2 separate regions of the Homo sapiens genome follow, and region 2 is linked to region 1. A link is an interaction called in ENCODE POLR2A ChIA-PET data of the cell type or tissue named here. Cell type or tissue: A673. All regions are shown on one strand. Each heading gives the region's core, and the rest is flanking DNA. Links, peaks and the distances in the headings are about the cores only.

The links. ChIA-PET counts read pairs that join two places held together with the same protein. Peaks named below come from ENCODE experiments on the same cell type or tissue, not always from the same donor. Only the 100,000 strongest peaks of a DNase experiment are listed, where the experiment ranks them.
Region 2: POLR2A ChIA-PET joins it to region 1 with 6 read pairs; 4 of 35 experiments call an interaction of 5 or more read pairs at or near these places.

The regions. Positions count from the first base shown.
Region 1 is chr15:56,898,728-56,906,741 of GRCh38, forward strand. All of the region lies in intron 2 of TCF12-DT (TCF12 divergent transcript), which reads right to left. Among named protein-coding and RNA genes, the nearest start is that of LINC03065, 16 kb to the left of the region's middle. In A673, for the core only: no CTCF peak of the experiment used is centred there; a DNase peak (open chromatin) is centred at 3,404; H3K27ac peaks cover 2,282 bases.
Region 2 is chr15:56,690,054-56,698,067 of GRCh38, forward strand. It overlaps ZNF280D (zinc finger protein 280D), which reads right to left. Exons shown (of 22, transcript NM_017661.4): 7 at 3,045-3,162. Among named protein-coding and RNA genes, the nearest start is that of ZNF280D, 39 kb to the right of the region's middle. In A673, for the core only: no CTCF peak of the experiment used is centred there; no DNase peak of the experiment used is centred there.

The DNA of each region.
Region 1 (8,014 bases), core at 1,330-6,329:
CTATTCACAATAGCAAAGACATGGGATCGACCCAAATGCTCATCAATGATAGACTAGATAAAGAAAATGTGCTATATATATACCATGGTATACTATACAGCCACAAAAAGGAATGGGATCATGTTCTTTGCAGGAACATGGATAGAGCTGGAAGCCATTATCCTCAGCAAACTAATGCAGGAATAGAAAACCAAACATAGTATGTTCTCACTTATAAGTGGGAGGTGAATAATGAGAACACATGGACAGAGGGAGGGGAACAACACGACTGGGGCCAGTCGGGGGTAGGGGAGCGGGGGGAGGGAGAGCCTCAGGATAAACAGCTAATGCATGTGGGGCTTAATCCCTAGGTGATGGGTTGATAGATGCAGAAAACCATCATGGCACAAGTTTGCCTATGTATCAAACATGCCTATGCATGTCCTGTACATGTATCCCAGAACCTAAAATAAAATTAAACTTAAAAAAAAGAAAAGAGTTGCTGCCTATGCCCAAGAATTTTAGAAAAATAGCTTTCAAACATTCTGGGAAAGAGGCAGATTGTATATGTCAATCAGAATTAGAAGTATCACATTCAGAAATCAAAGAAAACTTTTAGTACTTTAAAATGTAGCCAGGTGCAGTGGCTCATGCCTGTAATCCTAACACTTCGGGAGGCTGAGGTGGGCCAATCGCTCAAGCTCAGGAGACCAGCCTGGACAACATGGTGAAACCCTGTCTCTACAAATAATACAAACAAATTAGCCAGGCGTGGTGATGTGTGCCTACAGTCCCAGCTACTTGGGGGGCTGGGGCAGGACCATCACTTGAGCCCAGGAGGTGGAGGCTGCAGTGAGCCGAGATCATGCCACTGCACTCCGGCCTAGACAACAGAGTGAGAATGTCTCCAAAGTAAAATAAAATAAATGTATGCCAATTGCATGTATTTGTAAGACGGCTTAATTCATTTTAACATTTAGCAAGTCCAGTTATTTCCAACCGGCCAATAGGCAATTTTGGGTAGTTGAGAGACATTGACTTTCCTTTTATAACCTGTTGTGTAGTTATCAGTGAGCCACCTCCAATAGAGTTTACCAATAAAAATTTTCCATCTATCATACTCCCACCAAGGCTTATCTTATCCTGTTGGTGAGCAATGAAATGTCCAGGGACTGTGAGAGGGATTACAGTTCTAAGAAGCAGAATATTCTCTGGGACTAATGGGTGTTGGAAACCTAAACATGTATTTGCCCCCCTCTCCCAGAGTTTTTATATCACATTTGCTTCCACTTTTTAATTCATTGTTTGCAAGCCCCACCCTAGAGGTAGATATCTGTGATGACTGAATGATGTACCCTGGCCTATAGGCCAGACCACAAACAAGCTAGTTAACTAGTCTTACTTTTTTTTTTTTTTTTGAGATAGAGTCTCACTCTGTTAACCAGGCTGGAGTGCAGTGGCATGATCTCAGCTCACTGCATCCTCCGCCTCCCAGGTTCAAGCCTCCCAAGTAGCAGGATTACAGGCACGCAGCACCACACCCATCTAATTTTTGTGTTTTTAGTAGAGATGGGGTTTCACCATGTTGGCCAGGGTGGTCTCGAACTCCTGACCTCAAGTGATCCACCCGCCTCGGCCTCCCCAAGTGCTGGGATTACAGGCGTGAGCCACCACGCCCGGCTAGCCTTTCTTTAAACATTAAATAATAATAGAGAAAACATTTATGAGTACATTTTCAGTCACCTACGCACACTATTTCTATAAAACAGCTAAGTATAGCTATGTGTTACTTAACGATAGTATAAGTTCTGAGAAATGCATTATTAGGTGATTTTATCACTGTGCAATCATCATAGAGTGCACTTACACAAACCTAGATGGTATAGCCTACTACACACCTAGGGTATGTGTTATAGCCTATTACTCCTAGGCTATAAACCTGTATAGTATGTTACTATACTGAATACTATATGCAGCTGGAATATAATGGTAATTATTTGTGTATCTAAACATAGAAAAGGTAATGCATTGTGCAAAGACATTAGAACAGTTACATCACTAGATGATAGAAAATTGTCAGCTCCATTATCATCTTATGGGACTACCATCATATATGCAACCCACCATTGACCAAAATGTCACTATGTGGTGCATCACTGTATTTATAGTAGAGAACCATTAGAAATTATATAAAGCCCCTTCCCCCGAACAGTGGACTTATTAAATAAATAATAGTATAGGCTTACGATGCAGCCATTAAAAATAACATTTTTGGCTGGGCATGGTGGCTCACACCTGTAATCCCAGCCCTTTGGGAGGCCGAAGTGGGAGGATAACTTGAGCCTAGCAAGTTGAAGCTGCAGTGAGCCATGATGGCACGACTGCACTCCAGCCTGGGGGACAGAGTGAGACCCTGTCTCAAAAACAAACAAACAAAATAAACTTTTGCTGGGTTCCCTGTCACATCAGAAGGTAAGTATAAAAGACTTCTAAGTCATGTCAAAAGAGACTCAGGAATAAACCTGAAGATGCTTCCATCGATCAAAGAGGTGAGGAAGAGCTTGAGCATGAATTCCATCCGTAATGGATAGATGCATGGTAAATATGTTTTAGTCAGCTCAGATTGATACTCTAAGACAAAAAAACCTCTGTTGGTACCTTTGGAAGATACAAGGAAACCAACTTATTATTTAAAAAACTGGTAAATACAGAGAATGAATCAAGCATCTAGTTCATTTCTCATATATAAATTGTACCTCAGGGTAACCCAATAGTTGATGATAGGAGGTTTCTCTTTACAGAATATTTCAGCTAATAATTGATGTAGAAATGATAGAGTGTCATCATATTGTAACCCCTAGTGAAATAATGCAGCTAGGGAATGATCATTAATGATGACTAACTTTACAAAAAGATTAACAAGCAGACATATGTCTCCTACATTATCACATATCAAATATTCTTGCCAAAAATCAAACTAGAATTTGATCAAGCCTATATACCTAAATAATAACAAAATACAGAAGATAAAGAAACATATTAAATAACACTAAAGGAGTTACAATTAGAAAATTTACACTATAGGCCAGTCGTGATGGCTTACACCTATAATCCCAGCATTTTGGGAGGCTGAGATTGGAGGATTGCTTGTGCCCGGAAGTTCAAGATCAGCCTGGAAAACATAATCAGACCTGATCTGTACAAATAAAAAAAAAATTACCCAGGCGTGGTGGCTTGTGTCTATAGTCCCAGCTACTTGGGAGGCTGAAGTGGGAGGATTGCTTGAGCCCAGGAGGTCGAGGCTACATTGAGCCCTGATTGCACCACTGCACTCCAGCTAGGGTGACAGAACAAGACCCTGTTTCAAAAACAGAAAAAGAAAGAAAGAAAGGAAGGAAGGAAGGAATAAAGAAGGAGGGAGGGAGGAAGGAAGGAAGGAAGGAAGGAAGGAAGGAATTCACACTATGGAAAGTCCTATAGGACAAACAACTCAATTTTGCCTCAACAAATCCAATAAAAGAGAAGGAGGGAGAAGCAAAAGATTAAGAGGCTTAAGACACATATCAAATAATACAACATGTGGACTTTATTTGGATCTCAATTTTGAACAAATTAACTATAATAAACATGAGACAATTGGGAGAAATCCGAACACTGAATACTTGACGATATTAAAACATTTAAATGAAAACTGTGAGATGTTACAATGATATTGTCATTATATTTTTTACAAGTGTCCTTATCTTTTAGATGTAAATGAAGAAACATTTGTGAATGAAATAATTTGATGTTTGTTTCAAATTAATCTGGAGGTAGAAATGTTTCAATAAATGTTGAAGCTGGGTGGAGTTTCAAAGGGGTTCATTATACTGTTCTTTCTACTTTTTTATGTGTTTGAAAATTTTCCTAAAATAATGAGTTTATAAACTTGTATTGAGAGCATAATCTTAAGTTTGTAATATATATTATGTATGTATACACATGCATGTACATAAACAAAGATTAGAAAAGAGAGGAAACACACCAAAAAATCTTTAGGTTGTCTCCTTACGATGATATTATAAATGAAATTTACATTCTTTCTTATTCTTATTTCTTTCTTCTTTTTTATTTAGGGAAAATAGATTTTAAGAGGCACAAGATCCAGTTATTTTCAACTCTTTAACCTTGACAAATAATGAAGACCAGAAAAAAATTTTCTCAACTACTAGAAGTTGTCTTTATGCAGTGGAACTATATGAAATTTTATTTCAGTTTTTTACATTTCTGTATTTTTCCATTTTTAATATAAAGGGACATCATTTTAGGATTCAGAAATCCAACAAACATTAAATCTAAAGGGACAATTAATTTATGAAGGATAAACAAAATTATTTATGTATACAAGATTTTTAAAAAATACAGGTGCAGGCTTGGTGTGGTGGCTCACACCTGTAATCCCAGCACTTTGGGAGGCCGAGGCAGGTGGATCATCTGAGGTCAGGAATTTGAGACCATCTTGGCCAACATGGCAAAACCCCATCTCTACTAAAAAAAATACAAAACATGAGCATGGAATGTTCTTCATTTGTTTGTGTCCTCTTTTATTTCATTGAGCAGTGGTATGCAGTTCTCCTTGAAGAGGTCCTTCACATCCCTTGTAAGTTGGATTCCTAGGTATTTTATTCTCTTTGAAGCAGTTGTGAATGGGAGTTCACTCATGATTTGGCTCTCTGTCTGTTATTGGTGTATAAGAATTCTTGTGATTTTTGCACATTGATTTTGTATCCTGAGACTTTGCTGAAGTTGCTTATCAGCTTAAGGAGATTTTGGGCTGAGACGATGGGGTTTTCTAAATATACAATCATGTCATCTGCAAACAGGGACAATTTGACTTCCTCTTTTCCTAATTGAATACCCTTTATTTCTTTTTCCTGCCTGATTGCCCTGGCCAAAACTTCCAACACTATGTTGAATAGGAGTGGTGAGAGAGGGCATCCCTATCTTGTGCCAGTTTTCAAAGGGAATGCTTCCAGTTTTTGCCCATTCAGTATGATATTGGGTGTGGGTTTGTCATAGATAGCTCTTATTATTTTGAGATATGTCTCATCAACACGTAATTTATTGAGAGTTTTTAGCATGAAGGGCTATTAATTTTGTCAAAGGCCTATGCTGCATCTGTTGAGATAATCATGCGGTTTTTGTCTTTGGTGCTGTTTATATGCTGGATTACGTTTATTGATTTGCATATGTTGAACTAGCCTTGCGTTCCAGGGATGAAGCCCACTTGATTACAGTGGATAAGCTTTTTGATGTGCTGCTGGATTCGGTTTGCCAGTATTTTATTATGGATTTTTGCATCGATGTTCATAGGAAGAATCAATATCATGAAAATGGCCACACTGCCCAAGGTAATTTATAGATTCAATGCCATCCTCATCAAGCTACCAATGACTTTCTTCACAGAATTGGAAAAAACCACTTTAAAGTTCATATGGAACCGAAAAAGAGCCCGCATAGCTGAGACAATCCTAAGTCAAAAGAACAAAGCTGGAGGCATCACGCTTCCTGACTTCAAACTATACTACAAGGCTACAGTAACCAAAACAGCATGGTACTGGTACCAAAACAGAGATATAGACCAATGGAACAGAATAGAGGCCTCAGAAATAATACCACACATCTACAACCATCTGATCTTTGACAAACCTGAGAAAAACAAGAAATGGGGAAAGGATTCACTATTTAATAAATGGTGCTGGGAAAACTGGCTAGCCATGGGTAGGAAGCTGAAACTGGATCCCTTCCTTACACCTTATACAAAAATTAATTCAAGATAAATTAAAGACTTAAATGTTAGACCTAAAACCATAAAAACCCTAGAAGAAAACCTAGGCAATACCATTCAGGATATAGGCATGGGCAAGCACTTCATGTCTAAAACACCAAAAGCAATGGCAACAAAAGCCAAAATTGACAAATGGGATCTAATTAAACTAAAGAGCTTCTGCACAGCAAAAGAAACTACCATCAGAGTGAATAGGCAACCTACAGAATGGGAGAAAATTTTTGCAATCTACCCATCTGACAAAGGGCTAATATCCAGAATCTACAAAGAACTCAAACAAATTTACAAGAAAAAAACAAACAACCCCATCAAAAAGTGGGCGAAGGATATGAACAGACACTTCTCAAAAGAAGACATTGACGCAGCCAACAGACACATGAAAAAATGCTCATCATGACTGGCCATCAGAGAAATGCAAATCAAAACCACAAGGAGATACCATCTCACACCAGTTAGAATGGCAATCATTAAAAAGTCAGGAAATAACAGGTGCTGGAGAGGATGTGGAGAAATAGGAACACTTTTACACTGTTGGTGGGACTGTAAACTAGTTCAACCATTGTGGAAGACGGCATGGTGATTCCTCAAGGATCTAGTACTAGAAATACCATTTGACCCAGCCATCCCACCACTGGGTATATACCCAAAGGATTATAAATCATGCTGCTATAAAGACATATGCACACGTATGTTTATTGTGGCACTATTCACAATAGCAAAGACTTGGAACCAACCCAAATGTCCATCAATGATAGATTGCATTAAGAAAATGTGGCACATATACAACATGGAATACTATGCAGCCATAAAAAATGATGAGTTCATGTCCTTTGTAGGGACATGGATGAAGCTGGAATCCATCATTCTCAGCAAACTATCACAAGGACAAAAAAACAAACACCACATGTTCTCACTCATAGATGGGAATTGAACAATGAGAACACTTGGACACAGGAAGGTGAACATCGCTCACCGGGACCTGTCGTGGGGCTGGGGGAGTGGGGAGGGATAGCATTAGGAGATATACCTAATGTAAATGATGAGTTAATGGGTGCAGCACACCAACATAGCACATGTATACATATGTAACAAACCTGCACGTTGTGCACATGTACCCTAGAACTTAAAGTATAATAAAAAAAAAAAAGAAAGTTCTGCTTTAATAAAGACATCAAAAAAAAAAAAAAACATTAGCTGGGCGTGGTGGCACATGCCTGTAATCCTGGCTATTTAGGAGGCTGAGGCAGGAGACTTGCTTGAACTCAGGAGGCAGAGATTGCAGTGAGTCGAGATCGTGTCATTGCACTCTAATTTGGGCAAAAGAGTGAGACTCTGTCTCAAGAGAAACAAACAAACAAACAAGAAAAAACAAAAAAAATACAGGTGTAAGAAACATTATTTACATTTTACATGCCTGTTTGGCAGATTAACACTAAGGCAAGGATGGCAAAACAAATCAGAGAACTTTTGATTCAACAAATGAATGCAATGAAGCTACATTTCTAAGAAAACTGTATTATTTGGCTAAAAGGGAAATTAAGCACTGGACTAAGAGTATAGAGAAGGGCTGGCAAAGGAAACCAGGAAGGGGAAAAACCAAAGGGTAAATTTCAGAGTGTTTCAGAGAATCACTGGTTGGTTAAATCAGAGAAACTGAATTTTACTATCAAATGTAAGAAAGAGTAAGTTCAGAAAGAGATTATGCTTTTATGGTTTCATAGCCTACTTTTTTCTCCGTAACATCGATATAAGCCTTTTCCAATTGTAGGAAAAACTTTCTAAATTTCATTAAAAAAAACACGGTTAAAAAAATGCCATAGATTTGAAAATTCTCTTGATCTACCATAATATGTTATTAATTCCTCCTCACTGGATATCTATTTTTAAATCTTATAAACATAATGCTTTTCTTTACAAATAAAACTTTTCCCCTATTTTCCTGAAAGTAGAAATTTTTTGTAAGTAGAATCACTAGGTCGAGAGTATGAGCATTTAGAAGGCTCTTGAGATATACTGAATAGTTGCTTTCCATAGTGGTTTTGGCTAATTATTAATTTACTAATTCCTAATCTACATTCAATCCAGCAGTGTTTATGGGTGCCTATAGCTGCATATTCACCGGCATTGATCATCATGCTTTTTAAAATATCCATGCTAATTTGGCAGTTGTAACATGGGATCTCATTTTACTTGCATATCCTTGATGGG
Region 2 (8,014 bases), core at 936-5,935, 210 kb before region 1:
TAATCTTGAATGATAACACTTCATTCATTTATATGAAAGGACACATAGGCCAGGCACGGTGGCTCACGCCTGTAATCCCAGCACTTTGGGAGGCTGAGGCAGACAGATCACGAGGTCAGGAGATAGAGACCAGCCTGGCAAACATGGTGAAACCCCATCTCTACTAAAAATACAAAAAATTAGCCTGGCGTGGTGACGGGCACCTGTAGTCCCAGCTACTCGGGAGGCTGAGGCAGGAGAATGGCATGAACCTGGGAGGCGGTGCTTGCAGTGAGCCGAGATCGCGCCACTGCACTCCAGCCTGGGCAACAGAGCAAGACTCTGTCTCAAAAAAAATAAAAAAACAAAGGACACATAATGGAAGTAGTGAGTATAATGATTTTCACACATAATGGAAGTAGTAAGTATAATGATTTTCACACTATGTTCCCCAGAAATTAATGGGTTTGTTTTAGAGAATATATTGAGCATGTTTAACAGAGGAACTCTTTTTTCTTTTATTTAAATTTTGCATAAAATTTTTATATAAGGATTTCATTCCTAAAAATACTTTCCCATTTGAAAACCATTTTGTTAAGGCTGAAGGATTTTAGTTTTATTTAATGCATTCTCAAGAGAAATGAGGATATCCAGGCTATAAAAAGGCTCGGAAAAGTTTTTTTTTGAAAATAACATACAACTGTACTTTGTAAAAGAGATTCTAAATCTGTACATCATATTTTAATCCTCACAATTGTACATTAAAAGTAGAAATGGTACGGTAACTATATTAGAAGTATTCCAGGTTTTAAAGTCAGATAAGTTCAAATCCACACCTTGTCACTCTCTAGTTATGTTAATGTTACTCTCTAGTTATGTTAACTAGTTAACTTGTCACTCTCTAGTTATGTTAACTTGTCACTCTCTAGTCTAGTTATGTTAGCTTAATTTCTCTAAGCCTCAGTTTGCTTTTTTATAAAATAAGTTACAAGTTTACAGAGCTGCTTTAAGGACCAAATAAGATAATGTACTTAAGGCACCCAACAAAACATTTGGTACACAGAAAGCACTCAGTAATAAATTACAGATATTATCATTACTAACAAAATATTTTATATTTAACTTACCTCAGAGGGGAAAAATATAATAATAGATTAACCTGTCAGCTTTTTAATAAGGGCAAACATTACAGCAAAATAAGAGTATTATACTACTTGGCTTCTCTCTTTCATCCTTTTCAGATAACATAAAAATGATTTTTTTCCATCTTCAAAATACTCGATTACTGATAGATATACTGTAGGTACATTGGAAAAATTCTGTATAATCACATTCACATTCTTGTGAGATGTTTAAGTTACCTGAAAAACCAATGAATGCTGGAATTCTGAATTAAGCATCTGATTATATAGGAGGCTGGACAGTAGAAACAGACTGCTTTAAGAATTTTTAAAACAAGAAATCTCAAGATTAAATAAAATCACTCTGTATTTGTTTTAAATTTTGATGCTTTAACTTATTTCTCTGCTGTGTTTGGCTTGTGTTGCTCCCTACCCTCAACAGCTCTCTCTCTGCTGGTAAAAATCCTATTCTCATTCAAGATTTAGCTCAAATCCAGTTTTCTCCAAACCCCCATAATCTCCCTAGATGGTAGTGTGTTAATCATGTTACTGAACATGTGGCACATATCATTCATAATTATCATTCAGAATAACTGTATTGTCAAGTCTTTTAAAGCTTATAATGTATTCTCACATTTCACTTGGATTTGGACATAAAAAATCCCTAAGTAGAGCAAGAATTAAAGTTACATGTCCAAATGAATGGTTCCAGATGTGAAGAATGAATGCATTCTACAAAAAAAATTAAAATCTCCCTTTTAACAATATGAGAAAACCAAAGTGGTTAGGTAACTTAATAGAGACTACAAAAATCTTAAGAATAGAGGATCAAATCATCCCACTTACTGCTCAGGCTAAAGTCCCACTCACTGAAGTAGAACACTTATACAGAAAGAATAGGAGTCATTATTTCTCTTTATTCCCAAGAAGTTTCAAGAATTTAGACTTTTTCTATGAATAAATCTACATGCTTTATGAAACCAGACTTAAGACAACTATTTTTTTCTCCCTGTTTCTTTTGGTTCTTACCTATTTCACAAACCAGATTGTTACTAAATACGTAAGTGACACCCAGAGAGGTGAATATCAAATCAAGTATTAAAAAATTGGAAAAACAGTTTAAGTTTATAATAAAAGTATTACTATTAAAAAAAAACTGGGAGAGGGTTTGGTAAATTCTCCGCACTGATTTGCTAGTAAATCTAAAAATTCCAAAAAATCATGTATACGTCTGTTTAGTCAAATATTTGAATAGATACAAATTGCTAAGATACAAAGAGTAACTGCCTTGATTACAGGGAATTTTCAATTAGATAAAATTATTTTATAGTACACTAATTTATTTTAGATTAATGAAGAACTTTGTTACAGTATACAATCAAAGAACTTTAAATGTTCCTCAACAGGGAAAGTTCACTAATCCTTCAATGTACATTTCATGAGTACTTACTATGTACAAATCACTATTTATTTATTGTTGGGAGTTTATAATAGCACTTTATAATCATATTGAACTATCACGCTGAAACAATTAGAATAGAAAGACATTAAACTAATTAAGAAATCAACTATAGCCATATATTTTTCACACTAGTGTCCATAGAAACTAATTAATACTTTTTTAAACAGAGTATTCAGGCTACCTGAGAAGTTCTCTAACTCACAGAAATTATTTTAATATTTCTCAGCTATGGTTAGCTCCAAGTGAGAATTAGTTCAAAGTTGGTTAGCTTACTTAATAGGAAGAAATAAAATATTCTGTCATTAAATAGGATTTTACAGAAAATTACCCACATAAGGTATTCAAGTACTAGTGACGTTCCACCTTACAATATATGAAAAACTTCACACAAGGGTAGGGACTTCAAAACAGAAAGTCAATCTCATATGCATATTCATCAAGTTTCTTTCTATAACCTTTATGAAAAAAATACTAAAACCAACCTGCCATAGAAAGTGTTGGTCCCCCTTGGTAATGTGATAATCCTGTATCCTGGGTCAAGTCAAACAGTAACTCTGATGACTTATTAGACACAACTCGTGATGAGTTTGTTATATAACCCTGTTAAATAGTTCAAAGGAAAAATAATACATTTATTCAACAGTTATAATTATTTCAATATAATTATATATTATGTAATTTTATATAATTATATAAGAATTTTATTTCATAGACATTTATAAAAGTAAATTGTATGCCCAATATTCTAAGGAAACCCTTTGATAACTCAATTATTAATAAGTTAAAAACACAAAGATAATTGCTACTTTGCCAAAATTATCATCTACTGAAACTGAAAGCAAGCTATTACTTAGAGCTGGTTTACTGCTGACTAGAAAACTAAAATGGGGGGCATATTCTTAGTTCAACTTCTTCAAGGTAAAAGAAACATAAATCAACTTATATATCAGTAAGATTGATACACTTTAGATGACTTCTAAAGATTCAGTATCCCCATTAAAGGACAAAAAATAGAACTTAGCAAAATCTTTGGGCAAAAGCAAGGAGAAAAAAAAAACCATATTTACATGACCAAAAAAATTAAAAGCTTCTATGCTTCTAAAAACCTCACATCTGAGATATCAGGGCAAACAAACGGAATCAATCTGCAGTATTGTGCATCAGTGTTAAGGATGAATATATCACATAATGTGAATTTTGAAATCATCTTTATTGGAGAAATGTATAAGCTATGTGTCAGAAAGAGAAAAAATGGGCCCCACACACTTTCCATCATCCCATAGAAAGCCACGCTAGGCCAGGAATCTTCTGTCTTATCAGGCAAATATGAAAGCAAACCGGTCAGTAGAGTGAACAAATAAGAATGCCAGGCAGACAGGGTTTAGAACAGAAGTTGTTTATGGGAATAATTGGGGCCAGCTGTCCTGCTCCTGGAGGCCTCGGGACTCAAAGGAAGTTTTAGCCCTTCCATCAGGAGAAAGGGTGGTCCAAACTAAAAGGAAGATCTTAAGAAGAGAGGAGTGAAAAGTATGAGATGAATGATAATGGGCTCAAGTATAAAGCAGTATAAAGTTATATATGAGCATACATACATGGTGTACATAATTATGAAAAATATGGTCAATATAATTTAGGGACATACACTCCGATATTATTATACATTAAATATAATGACACATACACACACACACACACACACACACACACACACACACACACACACAAGTATACTCCAATACCATTAATACTTCTAAAAGATACTCATTGTGGACGGTAAGCTCTCAGAGTGACTTTTGGACCATTCTACATGTCATAATACATAACAAGCGGATTAACAATGATTAAAAATTAAAGGAAAAAAGGCTATCACTTTAGGAAAAATATGGGCAAAGGACATAAACTGAGAGAATTCAGAAGTCAAATACTAATGAACAACATATACGAAATACCTTTTTTCCAAATTACCAGCCAAAGAAATGCAAATAAAAACAACAGCAACATTTAACTAATGAATTGGCATGTTACCATAATATCTACTACAAAATAAATTAATTAGCCACTACTCTTAAAAGTGTCAAGTTCATGGAAGACAAAGAAAGAATGAATAACTAGAAAATACGAGGAAATTAAAAAGAAGTAACTGCAAGTATCCTGAATAGGATACTGGGCAGGAAAAAGAACATTAATGGGAAAACTGATGAAATTCCAGTAAAGTCTATAGTTGGGTTAATGTTAATTACCCAGTTGTGATAAGATGTTAAAATAAAGGGAAACTGGGTAAGGGGTATATGGGAACTGTTTGTACTATTTTTTCTGTGTCTAATATTAGTTTGAGTTAAAAAGCAATGATAACATTCATTATTGGCAAAGTAGAGCTTATATTTTAGTATAATTTTTCTGCATAAAAGCTTTGGCAGTAGCTACTGAAGGCTTTAAAAGGTTCACTTCCTTTGTGTGTGTGTGTGTGTGTGTGTGAAATGGAGTTTCACTTTTGTTGCCCAGGCTGGAGTGTGATGGCCTGATCTCCGCTCACTGCAACCTCTGCCTCCTGGGTTCAACTGACTCTCCTGTCTCAGCCTCCTGAGTAGCTGGGACTACAGGCTCATGCCACCACACCCAGGTAATTTTCATATTTTTAGTAGAGACAGGGTTTCATCAGATTGGTCAGGCTGGTCTTGAACTTCTGACCTCAGGTGATCCACCTGCCTTGGCCTCCCAAAGTGCTGGGATTACAGGGGTAAGCCACTATGCCCAGCCGGTTCACCCCCTTTTATCTAATTATTCCATTTTTAAGAATTTATGGTAATGAAATAAAAATGTTTAAGGGAAAATTAGTTATAACAGAAAAACAATTATAACCTGTATGTCTAACAATGGAGAAATGATTAAACTGATAAAACTATTGTGCAAAAATTAACTTTTTTTTTTTTTTTGAGACGGAGTCTCACTCTGTCACCAGGCTGGAGTGCAGTGGTGTGATCTTGGCTCACTGCAACCTCCACCTCCTGGGTTCAAGCAATTCTCCTGCCTCAGCCTCCCGAGTAGCCGGGACTACAGGTGCACACCACCATGCCCAGCTAATTTTCGTATTTTTAATAGAGACAGGGTTTTACCATGTTGGCCAGGATGGTCTACATCTCTTGACCTTGTGATCTGCCCACTTTAGCCTCCCAAAGTGCTGGGATTACAGGTGTGAGGCACTGCACCCGGCCAAATTAACATTTTTTTAGGAAATGTTCCAAGTAGAATGTTCAGTGAAAAAAGAGAAATATGTATTTGCAAATACTATAGGGTCCTGATACACTCTTCTCACTTTTCTAAACTCTGTCCCCAAATACATATTACTTCATAAGAGAAACATAAAAGTTTTATTATTATAAATTAAGGAATATTCAAGTTTTAAGAATTTTGCTTTATTACTAACTTTTCTATTGACATGGGTTTGTTAAGAAGTTACGGAAACAAGCTATTGATGTAACTCAAACTAATCCTAGAATTTGAGGCCTAGTAGGCAGATGTAGGTATTTGGGCCTCAACATGTAGTATTTTCTTTTTATCATGCCCTATGATTTAACAGTAATAAAACATAATCTTACTTCAAAGTAAACATTTTCTCCAAATATTTGTGAAAAAATGGAAAAGTTACTTCTGAGTTTCAAGTTACTCACCTTTCAAACTGAAATAATAATCACAATTGTTTGTTTTAAACGTACTTGCTCTTCATGGTACACGTATCATATCATGCAGCTATCACAACAATACTAATAAGGACCTAATATTATTCCTCATTTTATAAATAGGTAAACTAAGGTTAGGTGGGGTCGAGTAAGGCTCCCAGTACAGCCCCACTTGTTGCTGATGGAGCTGGAAATAGAATCCAGGTCTGACTGATTACAAAGCCCATGCACTTAAGCTATATCACATTGACTTTCTGGGTCATAATAATATATCCCATCCCTGCCAACCTGAAAGCGATGTTGAGATACCACATTCCATGAAAAAGTAAAAACACACACACAAAATATGACATAAAATAAAAAACTACTATAGTTTATTAAAATGACTTCCAAAATTCAGAGAAAAGTCACTTAAACAGGATTCTCAATTCATTCCAGAATACTCCTCTGTCATTCTTAACTTTGACTGCACAGTAGAATCACACTTGAAGAGTTTTTAAGCAGCTATCATTTCTGGGTTCCACCCAGACCAACTGGCAAAACCTCTCATTTTTTAAAAGAACCCAAGTACTGGGAACCATCAGCTGAGGTGCTTTGATTTAAAAACTATGCCCAAAACATTCTGAGTCAGAAAGGAATCTAATTCCTAACTCTTATAACACCAAACGTACAAACTCTTGCTTTTATTTTTTTTCCCCATCCTCGGTCAAACGTTGGAAAGATTTTTACCTAACGAACTATTAAATAATGTTTTGTTTTTCTATTTTTTTCCCTCAAATGCCAAACAGCTTATAATAAGCATAAAAGAAACCACTAAGTTAATTTGATTCCAACTAATAGCAAAGAATTTTTACATTCTGGGTACCTTTCCCGCTATACCTTCAGGAACACCTATTACTTTTTTTTTTTTGAGATGGAGTCTCACTCTGTCACCCAGGCTGGAGTGCAGTGGCAGGATCTTAGCTCACTGCAACCTCCGCCTCCCAGGTTCAAGTGATTCTCCTGCCTCAGCCTCCCAAGTAGCTGGGATTACAGGCGCCCACCACCATGCCCAGCTAACTTTTTTATTTTTAGTAGAGACAGGGTTTTGCCCTGTTGGCCAGGCTGGTCTCAAACTCCTGACCTCAGGTGATCCACTCGCCTCGGCCTCCCAAAGTGCTGGGACTACAGGCGTGAGCCACCACGCCCAGCCACCTGTTACATTTTTTAAAACATTAGAAATAGCCTGTAGAACCTTAGATGATTGAAGATAGAGACTCAGCAGTCTCCCTTATTGTTCTTATTATTTAAACAATATACATTTTTAGGAAAATGTACTACTATTTTTCTGAGACAGTGGTGCCCTAACTCTTTGGCTTCAGAATCATCTTATGCACTTAAAAATTGTTGAACCCAAAAAGACTTTTTGTTCACATTGGTTATATCTATCAATATTTTCCATATTAGAAATTAAAACAGAGAATATTTTATAATATTTATTTATTCATTTTAAAATAACAAACTCATTACAAATTAACATAAATAACATTTTAATGAAAAATGACTTGCAAACGCAAAAAAAACTAGTGAAAAGTGGCATTGTTTCACATCTTTGCAAAGCTCTTAAATATCTAGCTTAATCAAAAATTGTTTTAGTCTCTTATCTGCTTCTGCCTTCAGTCTACTATGACATGTTGTTTTGGTTGAGGAGTATTATTAAATTCTGCCTCACAGGAATATATAACTGGAAAAGGGAGTGTTTTAATAGGGTTTTAATTAACTGTGGATATACTACT